2 separate regions of the Homo sapiens genome follow, and region 1 is linked to region 2. A link is a contact called in ENCODE Hi-C or POLR2A ChIA-PET data. All regions are on one chromosome and are shown on one strand. Each heading gives the region's core, a stretch centred on a gene start or an enhancer-like site at or near the end of the contact. The rest is flanking DNA. Distances are from core to core; before and after follow the strand shown.

The links. A loop is a pair of places that touch in the nucleus more often than their neighbours do. ChIA-PET counts read pairs that join two places held with the same protein, here RNA polymerase II (POLR2A). Pooled maps may share reads with other maps.
Region 1: a pooled map shows a loop between it and region 2 (14-fold over the local background). The contact joins the enhancer-like site here to the promoter of LCT-AS1 in region 2. A Hi-C loop is called at or near these places in 1 of 37 single-sample maps with no recorded cell type and 10 of 50 pooled maps. POLR2A ChIA-PET finds 5 or more read pairs at or near these places in 1 of 52 experiments (activated CD4-positive, alpha-beta T cell).

The regions. Positions count from the first base shown.
Region 1 is chr2:136,127,763-136,134,944 of GRCh38, reverse strand. No RefSeq gene overlaps it. Among named protein-coding and RNA genes, the nearest start is that of CXCR4, 13 kb to the right of the region's middle. Within about 2 kb of position 1,969, at least 11 of the 41 ENCODE cell types and tissues checked have a DNase peak (open chromatin) inside an H3K27ac peak, as active enhancers do.
Region 2 is chr2:135,816,756-135,823,777 of GRCh38, reverse strand. It overlaps LCT-AS1 (LCT antisense RNA 1), which reads right to left and starts at 3,587. Exons shown (of 2, transcript NR_045486.1): 1 at 3,139-3,587; 2 at 691-2,103. It overlaps LCT (lactase), which reads left to right. Exons shown (of 17, transcript NM_002299.4): 5 at 1,680-1,758; 6 at 5,717-6,437. RefSeq lists an enhancer at 5,189-6,388.

The sequences.
Region 1 (7,182 bases), core at 720-3,219, 310 kb before region 2:
GCAGAGGCTGCAGTGAGCCATGATTATGCCTCTGCATTCCAGCCTAGACAACAGAGCAACACACTGTCTCAAAAAAGAAAAGAAAGGAAAGAAAAATCACTGCTGCAATCTGTGTGAAGTGAGGTCAGGGAGGAGACCACCATGGATATAGCAATGGCCTTTGATAAAAAGGAGCCGGAAGGTAATATTCGGTAAATCAAGTGAGGCCAAACTCTGGGAGGTCAGGAATGCTAAGAGGATGATGGCAACCAGAGGATGATGGTTTAAAAAAAAATTAGGAAAGAAAAATCCAAGCCACTAGAAAGCTGCACATAGCAAACCACTCAGCTCAGTGTTAGAATCTGACGTTGGTGAGTGTTTTCCTATCCTTGAAAAGAGTGCTTTCGGGCTTCCCTTTGGTAGCTGGGTCCCCCACCCCGCACCCCCACCCCCTCAACTTTGAAGTTTTGACTCTCTTTCTCAACACCTGAAAAGACAGGCTGAGTTTCACCTTGGGAAAATGCAAAATAGTCAGCTGCAGTGAAGAAAAAATGATTTGCAACCTCAGTCACAGATTTCTTTGAAACACTGTTGTAAAGGGAATTCTGAAAGGACCACTGACTCATTTCAGACAGTGAGCCAGGGTGAATGTTTAATGTGGTGAGTCGGTGACCGAGGAAACCACTTCTCTTTTGGAGCTGTTCATTCTGACTCTTCTTATCTGGGTGCCTTTACCAAACAAACAAGTATCATCTCTTACTTGGGGACACCTGGTTGGCATTTGCAAAAAGAAAGGAGTTCCAAGAAGAGCTAAAATTATCAACAGCAGAGACAGCTCAGTTTCTGCTATCTACGGGTTCACCCACAGGGATATCATAATCAAGAAGCAAAGTGATCGATTTGGGAAGTGAGGGGTGAAGGAACAAAGATTCATAAAGAACAATGGGATTGGAGGTATAAAATATACCCTGCTCCCCATACCCAAAATGGAAAGTGCCACTTGGTAGGTGGCCATGTGCTGCATAAAACATAGCAGACAGTTAATGTCAACTCAAACCATTCTAGCAAGACATTAACTTAGAGGAAACGCCAGGAAACTGAGAGGTTGGAAGAAAGAAGAGGTGTATTCCTATGGACAGCTAGCTGCGAGGTCATCCTAGTCTGTTGCTGGTACATTCTACTTCAACCTAGAGCTGACAGCGTAGAAAAGTATGACTCATCTCTAAATAAGATCCCTGGACAGACTCATGGAAGTTCTGCTGCTCCCCAGAGAAGATCACCTGGTGGTCATAGGTTTAAAGACCTTACGAGGCTGGCCCATGGGCCGAGATGCCATTGTGCAGGGCAGCAAGGCCCACTTAGGTAAGAATATACCACATGATTGGCCTCACTGTAGAGGCCATCCCTCGCTTGGAAGCCATCTGGAAGTAGATTTGAACTTCTAAGTGACATCTTAAACAGCCCAAGTCCCAGTGATCATTAAGATCCCTGTGACCAAAAGAAGAATCTCTCCTGATCACTTGTGCACTCCTCAGGGACCAGGCAGGAAACATGGGGGCTGGGCTGCTGCCTTGAAAGCAGCCTTTTGTTACCCCCTCACACTGGAGCAGCTGTAAGAAATGGGTGGCTGCTGGCTGAGTGCAGTGGCTCACACCTGCAATCACAGCACTTTGGGAGACTGAGGCAGGAGGATTGCTTGAGGCCAGGAGTTCAAGACCAGCCTGGGCAATAGAGTGAGACCCCATCTCTACAACAAAAATTAGCTGGGCATGGTGGCACACACCTGTAGTCCCACCTACTTAGGAGGATGAGACAGGAGGGTTGCTTGAGCCCAGGAGTTAAAGGCTGCAATAAGCCATACTCACACTACTGCACTCTAGCCTGGGTGACAGAGTAAGATCCAAGAAAAGAAAAGAAGACAAGAAAAGAAAAGAGAAAATAAAAGTGGCTGCCACCCCCCTGCTCACCATCAGCTTCTGGGGGAACCCAGTGAGGCACCCATCTGCTATGGGTATGAGAGAGAACATCAAGCATCTGGCTTTCCTGATCTTAATGTCTCTTCACATTAAGAATGAGGTGAGCTTCTGATTCTCTTGTCCTGCTCCTTCCACCATAGTCTCTATATGGGCTTTTATCTTCTAGAGAGGAGCACGCCCACCCCAGGACTGGTACCCAGCAGGTGTACCACCAATGTTGATGATACTGATGACTAGACTTGCAGCAGGAGGCAGGCACTATTATTATCTCCACTTCACAGATGAAGAAACTGAGGCCCTAATCCATCAAGTAACTTGCCAAAGCCCCTCTGCTAGTGAGCCCAGGTCTCTTAGGATGAAGGGAGGAACTGAGTGTGTCAGAAGCTCTTAAACAGCACTGCCCCCTCCCTGATTCCAGCAGTGTCAGTCTCCTGCCGCTGGGCTCCCACCTACTTGTGTTTGCAGTCTCACTTGTGGGTTCGAGGTCATAACTCTCTGTCGCTCCTCAAGTGCTCGTCACACCCACTGTTCCCTGGTTTCATTTGTACATTGGGGTTCCAACTGTCAGTCCCCAGCCGGCACACAGGTTTCACTTCCCTGAACCCTAATTCACTCATTTTTGAAATAGGGATCTATCTACCAGAGTGGGTGTGAGAAATAAGAAACGGGGTATAAATATAAAGCCTGCAGGAGCCCCACCATGACGCTGTTCACGCCTTAGTGAGCACTTCACAAACAAAAAGCACCGTGATGAGGTATTTGTGTCCTTTCATAACAATCTTCTCTCTCAACTCTGGCTGACATCAGAATCACCTCGAGCATTATTTGAAAAGGCGAATGCTCAAAGCCCCGCCCCAACCCTGCCAAATCAGAAACAACCAAGGTGGAGGTCCTGGAATCTGAATTTACTTTATAGTAAACAGCGCTACCTGTTAATGCAGGGATCAGGGCCAAGCTAACGTTCATCCCACAGGGAGGTTCTATAAGGGATTCCTGCCGAGAGTGGGAGGTAGGTTTAGAGGACCTGAAAGCTCCTCCACAAATAACAACCCCCTTATGTAGTTGGTTCTCGGTTGATAGCTCCCTGCTGCAAGCAGTGTGGTGATCAGTGTACAGAGAAATATTTTTTCCATCCTATTCCACACTGGTCGTGTCCCAAGCTCCACTCTCTGGCAGCCCAAGTAGGGGTAGATAGGCTCTGGGCACCAGACAAAAACTGTATTCCCTTTAGGGCTGCCTTTCCTCTGCGGAACATGAAGATCACTTTTAACAACCACAAAGTTTCATGAACCACCAGATGAAAGCCAATCGTGCTGGTAGTGTGGTAATGTCTGTTGACGAACAACATTCGTTTTTGGCTTTTTTTTTTCTTTTTTTTTTTTTTGAGACAGGGTCTTACTCTCTCACCCAGGCTGGAATGCAGTAGTGCAATCTTGATTCACTGCAACCTCCGTGTCCCAGGTTCAAGCGAATCTCGTGCCTCGGCCTACTGGGTAACTGGGATTACAGGCGCCTGCCACCACACCCAGCTATTTTTTGTATTTTTAGTAGAGATGGCGTTTCACCATGTTGGCCAGGCTGGTCTCAAACTCCTGACCTCAGGTGATCCACCCACCTCAGCCCCCCAGAGTGCTGGGATTACAAGCATGAGCCACCGTGCCCGGCCCAAACAACATTCTTAAACACACACACACACACACACACACACACACACACACACACACACACAAAACTCCTATGAATTCAAGACACTTCCAAACCAATTCCATATTTTATGAATCACAATAGCATCCACATGCATTTCAAAAATTGTAGCACATTATATATTCAATCTACAGGAAGATTTGGCACTTGGGGGTATTTAGACCCTTCACAATAACTTCCCTTGGGGTCCACTGCTCACAGATTGAGAACCAGCCTGCACCACCTGACAGAGTCAAAGGTCAGTGATGAGCTCACCTTACCCCCCACATTCCCCTTTCCAGTAAATCACCCAAAAACCCAACTGTGGAAGAGCATGTTTGAGATGAGCCACTGGTAAGTAACCGAAGGGCCAGAAACATAATCTGAGGCCAAGAAGGAAAGAGAAAATGGGTCTGAAAACAAACAAATGGATGAGAAGGAGAAAGCTGAGGTGTAAAGACCAGGCGGAAATCTATTTGGATAGCTCAGGTGGAAAGTTTTAAAAGTCTGGGCTAGCCACACAGTGGTGGGAATTGCAAGGCTGCTAATGGATAGAAGAGATCTTGGAGAACCAGCATATGATGACTCACTGATGTGAGAAAGAAGGAGGAGGTGAAGGAAGCCTGGAATTTCAGCTAAGATGTGAAGAATGGAGCCACACTCTGAGAACCTACATATAATAACAAGTTATATTTAGGGCCAGCTTGGAACTGCACTCTAAGAACCAAAGTTGGACACTCAAAAGTAGACCAGGACACTTGGCAAAGCAACAGTTATAAGGGACCAAAGGTCTGGAAGCAAAGGGTGCCTATTTTCCTTAAGAACGACTGTGATAAAATTTACAGATAAAGGCATAAGTCTAGAGCAAGTTATTTTCAATGTTCTGCTAAAAATTATATTTGCAGTTAAGGAGTCCTGAAATTATTTAAACTTCGGGTGCCTTGGTATGACATTCCAACAATGTGCCCAACCAGGAAGTGGGTGCTGTAGTGGTAATGTGGACTGCCGTAAAGCTCAGCTTCAGAGTCCATCTCTCCTGCAAAACTTTCCCAGGGCACATTGGGTTGGAACAACTTGTTTCTCATCTGAACTACTGAGCCCCAACCCTGCTCATTCTGATACTATTGGTCTGATGGGGGACACTATCAACTCCTTATTTTCTGTGTAATTCATCTTTAACCATAAAAGTTACACATGATTGTATTGGAACTATTATTACATCACAGATGTTGATTTGAACTCGTATTTAAGCTTCTTGTGACACTTGCTTCTTTCCTTCTGCCTTTCTTCCCATAGAAAAAAGTCCCCAGCACTAACTGATACCCACATACTGATTTCTTTGATCTAACAAATGTCCTTCCCCCTAAAATCCAGATTTGGCCTTACCCAGGTAGTAACCTTAGAAATGTAAGGAAAGGATCTCAAAGCCTGCATTTTTTTTTGTCTGCCAAGTTTTGCCACCTCCGATCGTTGTTGTTTGAGATGTGACAGGAGATGAAGTCACTTCGATGACATAAGTAACAGGATATCATTGTGCTACACAAAAGCCCACAAGTCAGATGCAGGTGGTGACTGAGAAACCAACATACAAACTTTGAAAAATACAAGGGTAAGCCTTCAGACTTTCTCTAAACAGCATCCCCTCCCCTCCGAAATAGTCTCTCCCCTTGACCTCCATTCTTCACATCTTAGCTGAAATTCCAGTCTCCCTTCATCTCTCCCTTCTTTCTCAGCCCCACATCAATAAGTCACCAGATGCTGGTTCTCCAAGATCTCTTCCACCCATTAGCAGCCTTGCAATTGCCACCATGTGTGGCTAGCCCAGACCTTTACAACCTTCCACCTGAGCTATCCAGATAGATTTCTGTCTGGTCTGTCCACCTTAGCTTTCTCGTTCCAATTCATTTGACACTACATTTATAGATTAATTATTCTAAAGCCAAGCTCTGAGCATATTATTCTCCAACCCCAAATCTTCATAGTTTTGCTGTTACTTGATAGAATAAAGTCCAGACCTCTTAGCCTTGTCTATAAAACCATCTATGCTCTGGCCTAATGTACCCCTGCAGACAGAACTCCAGCCTATATTCCAGTCAAACTAGCTGATCCCTGTTTGCAGCTCCAACGTTTCATTCATGCCTTCTCACTTGAGTCAGGCTTTCCTCCTTCCTGCTGAATACCTTCCAATCAATACCTACCCATTCTTCACATGCCTTTCCTATGTGAAAGGCCTCCTCTTTCCCTGCTGGGCCTTGTTTGTACTTCACTTGCACTGCCCATCCTGCTCTGGCTTTTATCACAGTTTTTTATGTCCCTATTTTATCTCCCATACTGGACTTAGGTGTCTTGAGGCTAAGGACTGTATGCTATTCATCTAGTGTCTCTCCCAGCACCTAGCAGAGCTCTGCACATTGTAGGCACTCAAAATAGTTTGTGGAAAGAAGGAAGGGAGGAAGAGGAGGAAAGATAGGAGGATGGAAGGAAGGGGGAGAATGAAGAGACCTCAGAAATAAAAGAGAAGGAAATCAAAAGGGGCAAGAGGGAGTAGGAAGAGAAGCCACTGTAGAAGAAAGCAGGTCATGAAGATACACGGAAAAAAATAAAATGCTATGGGATAGATCCCGGGCCATGTGAGAGTATGAGTACCAGATTTGCAAGGGAGAAGAACTGAGGAAACTTCCTGGCATCATGAGAACACTCAACACTAGCCTTGGTTTTCTTCAGTGGCAGACTCAGTCACCTTATCTCCCCCACCTTTCACAGCAGAGCTGGGGTCTTTAGGCTGAAAATTGGTTCCTGTGCTTTATGAAACCAGAATGGGTAGATGCTCAACTTCATCTTTTACTTAATCTAGATTTAATTAAAACATTTTATCTTTATGATAACTAACTCTCTTTTTTTTAAGACAGAGTCTCATTCTGCTCATTCCATTACCCAGGCTGGAGTGCAGTGTTACAATCTCGGCTCACTGCAACCTCTGCCTACTGAGTTCAAGCAATTCTTGTGCTTCAGCCTCCAGAGTAGCTGGAATTACAGGTGCATGCCACCATGCCTGTCTAATTTTTGTATTTTTGGTAGAGATGGGGTTTCCCCATGTTGGCCAGGCTGGTCTCAAACTCCTGACCTCAAGTGATCTGCCTGCCTTGGCCTCTCAAAGTGCTGGGATTACAGGTGTGAGCCACTGTGCCCAGCCCAACTTTTAATTAATGTCATTCTAGTTTACAAAATAGCCTTATAGATTACCCTAGACAGTTCTCACAGCATTCCTGCTACATACATAGTTAATGGGATTCCCTGATAGCTGCCTCAGAGCGTGTGGTGAGCTCCTCGTCTTACACTGCTGTCTCATTTGCTGCTCACTGACATCTCCATTACTCCCTTAACACCAAGTCGCGCTCAGAGAGACCCATCTACTCCAGTTTCCAGAGTACAGCCTGCTGCTTTACACGTCCAAGTCTTTGCCCAGATGGTTCCCTGGGTAGAATTTTTTTTTCGAGTCCTTCAACCTCTTCACCTCCAGAAGCCAGGTTTTCTGGGGAGAGAA
Region 2 (7,022 bases), core at 2,338-4,837:
CCCACCCCAGACTGGGTTAGTGTACTATGCCTTCCTACTGATGGTCCCTTGCAACCATCCCCCATTGACCCAAGAAAGAGGAGAGGTTCGACACAAGGATGCCTCTTATGGACATAAAGATAGTTAGGCCTCAGCTGTGAGTTGTAAGCATGGAAAATCATCTTTGCCTCCTTTTATTACCTCTCCCTCCAAGGTCTCTCATCTCTGCTCCTCTTGGCAGGGCTTTCCTCTGCCCGTCTCTCTCCAGCCAGCCCTCTCCACTTACCCTTGTTCCATGTCCCCATTATCTCAGTTTGCACATGGCCCTGGTGGGTACCTGACCAAGATGCTAAGAACTTTCAAGTGTAGGACTCACAGCTCAAGGGCCATCTTCCTAGTGTCTCTTAGTTCAAATTCTTGAAAGTGAATCTGATTGTTGGCCATGGATCAGGAGGCTGCTTCTGGTCCAATCAAGTCAGGGGAAAGGTGGGGTCTATGATAGCATTGAGGCTGGCAGTCACTGGAGACTCTGCAAGAAGGGAGGAAGGGGCAGAGAGGAATGTGCCTGAGGGCCCTGATATTCACTCTTGTCTGTCTGTCACTCTTGTCCATAGGCCAGAGTATGGGAGAAGTCAGTAGTGTTCTTTCTACCACTGTGTCTTAGTCTGTCTTGTGTTGCTATAATAGAATACTCTAGACTGCGTAATTTATAGAGAAAAAAGGTTTATTTAGCTCATGGTTCTGGGGACTGGGAAGTTCAAGATCAGGCAGCCACATCTGGTCAGCTTCTGGTGAGGGCCTCATGCTGCATCCTAACCTGGCAGAGAAGTGGAAGGGGAAGGAAGTGCCTGCAAACAGATAAAACACCAGAAGCAGCCTCACTTTATAACAACCACTGTATGGTAACTAATCCAGTCCCACTAGAATGGGAACTCACTCACTCCCTGGAGACTGCACTAATCCCTGAAGGCGGATCCCTCATGACCCAAATGCCTCTTAAAAGTCCATAACCTCTCAATAATGTTACACTGGCAATTAAATTTCAACATGAGTTTTTGTAGGGACAAACCACATCCAAACCATAGCACACCTGGACCCCATCCCAGCAATGGGTTGGCTCCACAGGGCCCCTGAAGTTTATCCATAGATACCATTTAATAATGCTTATCTGAACTCACCTTTGATGGCATAACAATTTCTGTTCTTAGATCCCACCTCTCTCTAAGTGGTTAAAATTGTACCTTTTCTGTTTATGCGTATTTTACCACAATTTTAAAAATATTCCACCCCTTTCTGATCTTTGAGTTCTTCTAAATCAATTGTTCCCAAAGTTGTGGTCCCCAGACCAGCAGCATCAACATTAGCATCACCTGGGAGCTCATTAGAAATGCATATTCTTGAGCCCTACTTGAGACCTACTGCATCAGACACTCTTGGGGTGGGACCAGCAACCTGTGTTTTAACAAGCTCTACAGATGATTTTGATTCACCTTGAAGTTTGAGAACCACTTTTAAGTAATAAGTAAGTAGAATTCACTTCTAAGCTTTTAAAGTCGTTAGCCCATGGTATTTTCCAAAGGGGCTTGGAACCACTGCTTGGAGTTTGGGTGTGTCGTATGAGCGAGGAAAACTGTTGATTTCAGACTTGCATGTTCTTAGTTGGCATTTACATAGAGTTAATTCAATTTCTTCTCTTACAGCCATAAATAAAGACCAAGTGCTCACCATTGGGTTTGATATTAATGAGTTTCTGAGTTGTTCATCAAGTTCCAAGAAAAGGTAATGTCAGGTTGCCTATTGAACTATCAATAACTGATATTTGTAGAATACTCTGTTTCTTTTACATGTATAATCTTATAGGACTGTTGTCATCAACTCTTGGGCCACCAAGTTGTTTATTGCCATTCAATTGATGAGAAACAAAGACTCAGAAAGAAAGTAGGGAGTCTCTTACTGAGTGGGACTCACGAGGTTCTGCTTTCTCATCTGTCAGTTCGCCCAACTGTGCGCAACTAGCATGATGGCTCACACCTGTAATCCCAGCACTCTGGTAGGCAAAGGTGGGAAGATTGCTTGAGTCCAGGAGTTCAAGACTGGGCTGGGCAACATGGTGAAACTCTGTCTCTACAAAAAATTACAAAAATACAAAAATTAGCCAGGCATAGTGGTGCATGCCTATGGTCCCAGCTACTTGGGAGACTGAGGTCAGAGGATCGCTTGAGCCCAGGAGGCAGAAGGTGCTGTGAGCCGAGATTGTGCCACTGCACCAGCTAGGATTTGAACTCCTGCCTTCTAGTTTAAGATCTTGCTGGAGACAGTGTGAGCTTGTGGAAGAGTGGCCAGGTTAAAGATAGATCTGACCATCCCACTGAAGTTACATGATGAGTAAGAGAAATGGGTTCTCTGTGCCCATTTCCTCAATATGAAGGGTGAAACATCCTCCCTGGAAGGAGACAGCATAGACAGGAAAGCCAGCTGTTGCTGCAAGCCAGATGCCTAACTTGACAACATTCTAGGGACAGAGGTTTGAATCTATGGTGGGGTTGTAAATAATATCTTACTGAGTGACTCAAGTGCCAAAGTTTGCAAATGATATGCTTTAAAAAATTAGAGCAGATTGCCGGGCACGGTGGCTCACGCCTGTAATCCCAGAACTTTGGGAGGCTGAGGCGGGTGGATCACGAGGTCAGGAGATCGAGACCATCCTGGCTAACACAGTGAAACCCCGTCTCTACTAAAAATACAAAAAAATTAGCCGGGCATGGTGGCGGGCGCCTGTATTCCCAGCTACTCGGGAGGCTGAGGCAGGAGAATGGTGTGAACCCTGGAGGCAGAGCTTGCAGTGAGCTGAGATCGCGCCATTGCACTCCAGCCTGGGTGATGGAGCGAGACTCCATCTCCAAAAAAAAAAAAAATTAGAGCAGGTTTTGAGGTTGTGCCCATAATTACATTGCTTTCATGCACGCATATCCCAATACGCTCTTGAGTGAATGAGAAAAGAATGGCATGGTAGCCAGCACTGGGAATTGCCCAGAACCTCAGCGCTCCTGGAGGGATGTTACATGCATGAAGTTCATGCACCATCCCTTAGGGTGGGACAAAAGCTGGAGACAATAATTGACTTCCAGACCTTCAACTAGAGTTCTCTTTGTCACTCACCTCTGATATTTCCAGTGCAGCCCTGTTCAGGGTCATTCAGTGCCAACACCTCTTTGTACCTTTCCTCTTCCAGTACTTGACTGTCCTGAGCCATATCCTCCTTCTATTGTTCCATCCTCTCAATCCACTTCAAATCAGCAGTTCAGATCAACAGACCCGCAGCAGCAGCTGTACCTCAGGCTTTGTGTGGCAGTGTAGACTTGCAATAGACAGACATGGGTTACCACTGCTTCCTGACCACACTTGGAGTCAGCCAAGAAGGACTGGCTGTGGCTTCACAAAAGAAAACTCAAGAAGCCGTAATAAAATGGGTTCCCTGAAAAGCCAGTGATTACAAGTGACACCAGCTCGGAGATTCTCTCAGCGCTTGGTGGTGCTTTGCCTGAAGGGGAGGGCCAACACAGGCTTACATTAAACGGACAGCCAGGGGCCCCTACTCAGGAGGATGTGGTTGGAGAACCCGCTGAATGCAGGGGCGGTGGGTGGGGAGTGATTCAGAAATGACTAACGTAGTTTTCTCCTTCAGAATTCTAGACCTTATAGGGGAGACAGAGCGGCCCCTGAACAACTCTCACATGAGAATGTGGCAGGAGACACACAGCACTGCACCCTAAAAAAGGGAGAACTTAGGAGCCCTGGGTGTGGAGCCTGAGGTGCCGTCATGTGCTAAATCCCTCTCCATGGCCGGCAAACCCAGGGTTCCCAGCTCCAAGCCTGTACAGCAAGTTCTGTTTCATCCCAGGGCAGTTTATTTGTTTCCTTAAAACTCTTCATGCAATCCAGGAGGACAGTCAGGGCCAGGAGGGCTGGGTAAGAGCGAGGTTCGGAGCAGCGGACGCTGTGTTTATGGGCACCGTGGATACGCAGAGGCTGAGCACCGAGGGGACGCGACACATCCCCAGCTGCGATCCACAGTCGCATATGTTTTGGGATCATCTACGAAGGAAAGGATCATTTCCCTTTCCCCCTAATCTAGCAAATGTCAGGGAGTTGATGCTGAGTGAAACAGAAGGCTCTTAGGTTCGGAAGACGCCTCCTGCTGGGTGACCCGGCCCCAGGCTTCGCTTTTTGAGAGGAAGATCCCTGTGCAGTGTTCCTGTCACTTCTCCCAGTTCTGCGCTGTGGGCCAGCCTGGTATAGGTGCCATCGGCTCTCCACACGATGGCTGTGTGACAGGGAGATGCTCTTGTACTCCACGTCCTTTTCCCCAGGCATGTGCCACACTCCTCAAGGCCGACCTCTGCTGGCTGTAATTTGCAGCATGCATGCTTTCCTGCCTGCATGACATGACTCAATTTAGAAGTTGGCAATCACAATTGAAAAAAAAGAAAGAAAAAAGAGGAAAGGAGAGTGGGAGGGAGGAAAATGGACTAGAATAAAATAGAAAAATCAGACCACATTTTGTATAAATGCAGCATGCACTTTTATGTGATGTTTTATTTCATATGCATATACATATGTACATGCATATACATGCACATAAACATGTATGTGTATGAGGTTAAAAGCACAGAATCTGCTCCACCACCTGCAAGCTGTGTGCAAGGAGAAGTTACTCATAATCACCAGGAATCCAGGCTCCTTTGTTGTTGCTTTGTCACCTTTAACAAGGTTTCTACCTCATGGTTCAGGATGGATGCTTGAGCTCCTGCCATTATGTCAGAAATCCAAGCAGCATGAAGAAAGGAAGCAGTAGCCAGGACTGATATTCAACTGGTCCACATCAGTGTACTTCTGTACCAGCTGATAAATAGCTGCTGGCTCCCTGAAATCAGGAAGTTTTCCATTTCTTTTTCTTTTTTTAGACGGAGTTTCACTCTTGTTGCCCAGGCTGGAGTGCAATGGCGTGATCTCAGCTCACCACAACCTCTGCCTCCCGGGTTCAAGTGATTCTCCTGCTTCAGCCTCCTGAGTAGCTGGGATTACAGGCCCCCACCACCACGCCTGGCTAATTTTGTATTTTTAGTAGAGACGGGGTTTCCCCATGTTGGTCAGTCTGGTCTCGAACTTCTGACCTCGTGATCCACCTGCCTCGGCCTCCCAAAGTGCTGGGATTACAGGCATGAGCCACCACACCCAGCCCCCGTTTCTTTTAGTCTCAGTTTCCTCCTGTGTAGGATGAGGATAAATCATTGTAGTACCCATCTCATAAATTTGTTGGGAAAATTAAATGAGATAATACACATCCATTCTTATTACAGTGGCCAGCGCAGAATCAAGGCTCAATAAATTGGAGTCATTGTTATTATTAGCTATGTTTTACAAATAATGAATTATAAGAAGAATAAAGTATGGTACTAACACTGAAGACAATATTCAAGGGCAATCTAATACAGAGAACAGTAGCATTGTTCCTGTTTTAACCATGAAAGAGCAAGAATCACTCACCTCAGAAGGGGTAATAATAATAATTTTCCCATCTGCCAGTTACTTCCTGCCCATGGCTTTGCAGATATGACTTTTGACTCAGTGTTTCTGGAATCTTTTCTGATTAAACACAGTAGTCATCCGTAGGGGGCATTTGTAACTGCCAGCGTCATTCATTATTATGTCCCTTTTTGTCCCTTCAATCCTGCAGCATGTCTTGTTCTCTGACTGGCAGCCTGGCCCTTCAGCCTGACCAGCAGCAGGACCACGAGACCACGGACTCCTCTCCTGCCTCTGCCTATCAGAGAATCTGGGAAGCATTTGCCAATCAGTCCAGGGCGGAAAGGGATGCCTTCCTGCAGGATACTTTCCCTGAAGGCTTCCTCTGGGGTGCCTCCACAGGAGCCTTTAACGTGGAAGGAGGCTGGGCCGAGGGTGGGAGAGGGGTGAGCATCTGGGATCCACGCAGGCCCCTGAACACCACTGAGGGCCAAGCGACGCTGGAGGTGGCCAGCGACAGTTACCACAAGGTAGCCTCTGACGTCGCCCTGCTTTGCGGCCTCCGGGCTCAGGTGTACAAGTTCTCCATCTCCTGGTCCCGGATCTTCCCCATGGGGCACGGGAGCAGCCCCAGCCTCCCAGGCGTTGCCTACTACAACAAGCTGATTGACAGGCTACAGGATGCGGGCATCGAGCCCATGGCCACGCTGTTCCACTGGGACCTGCCTCAGGCCCTGCAGGATCATGGTGGATGGCAGAATGAGAGCGTGGTGGATGCCTTCCTGGACTATGCGGCCTTCTGCTTCTCCACATTTGGGGACCGTGTGAAGCTGTGGGTGACCTTCCATGAGCCGTGGGTGATGAGCTACGCAGGCTATGGCACCGGCCAGCACCCTCCCGGCATCTCTGACCCAGGAGTGGCCTCTTTTAAGGTACTTCCCAACCCTGCAGCTCCTACTAATTGGAGGAGAAAGGACATTGGCTGGAAGAAAGTCATTTTCTCTGTTTTCTTCCATCAGCAAGCCTTTACTTTTTGTTCTTTCTTTAAAGGAAATCGGGGAGGGAAGGAACCATAAATTGTTAATTAAATTGTTAATCACCTGGCCAGGTGCAGTGGCTCATGCCAGTAATCTCTTCACTGTGGGAGGCCAAGGCAGGCAGATTTCTTGAGTCCAGGAGTTCGAGACCAGACTGGGCAACATGGCGAAATCTTGTCTCTGCAAAAAAAATACAAAAATTAGCTGGGCATAGTGTTGCACGCCTGTGATCCCACCTACCCAGGAGACTGAGGTGGGAGGATCGCTTGAGCCTGGTATGCAGAGGCTGCAGTGAGCCAAGATTTTGCCACTGCACTCCAGCCTGGTCAACAGAGCAAGACCCTGTCTCAAAAAAAAAAAAAAATTGTTAATCACCTTATTTTGTCCAGACCCTCTACTGGTACTTTTAAAATATAATAGTTATTACATACTCAGAATAGCACTGATGGATGAGTGAGGCTCAGACAGGATAAACAATGT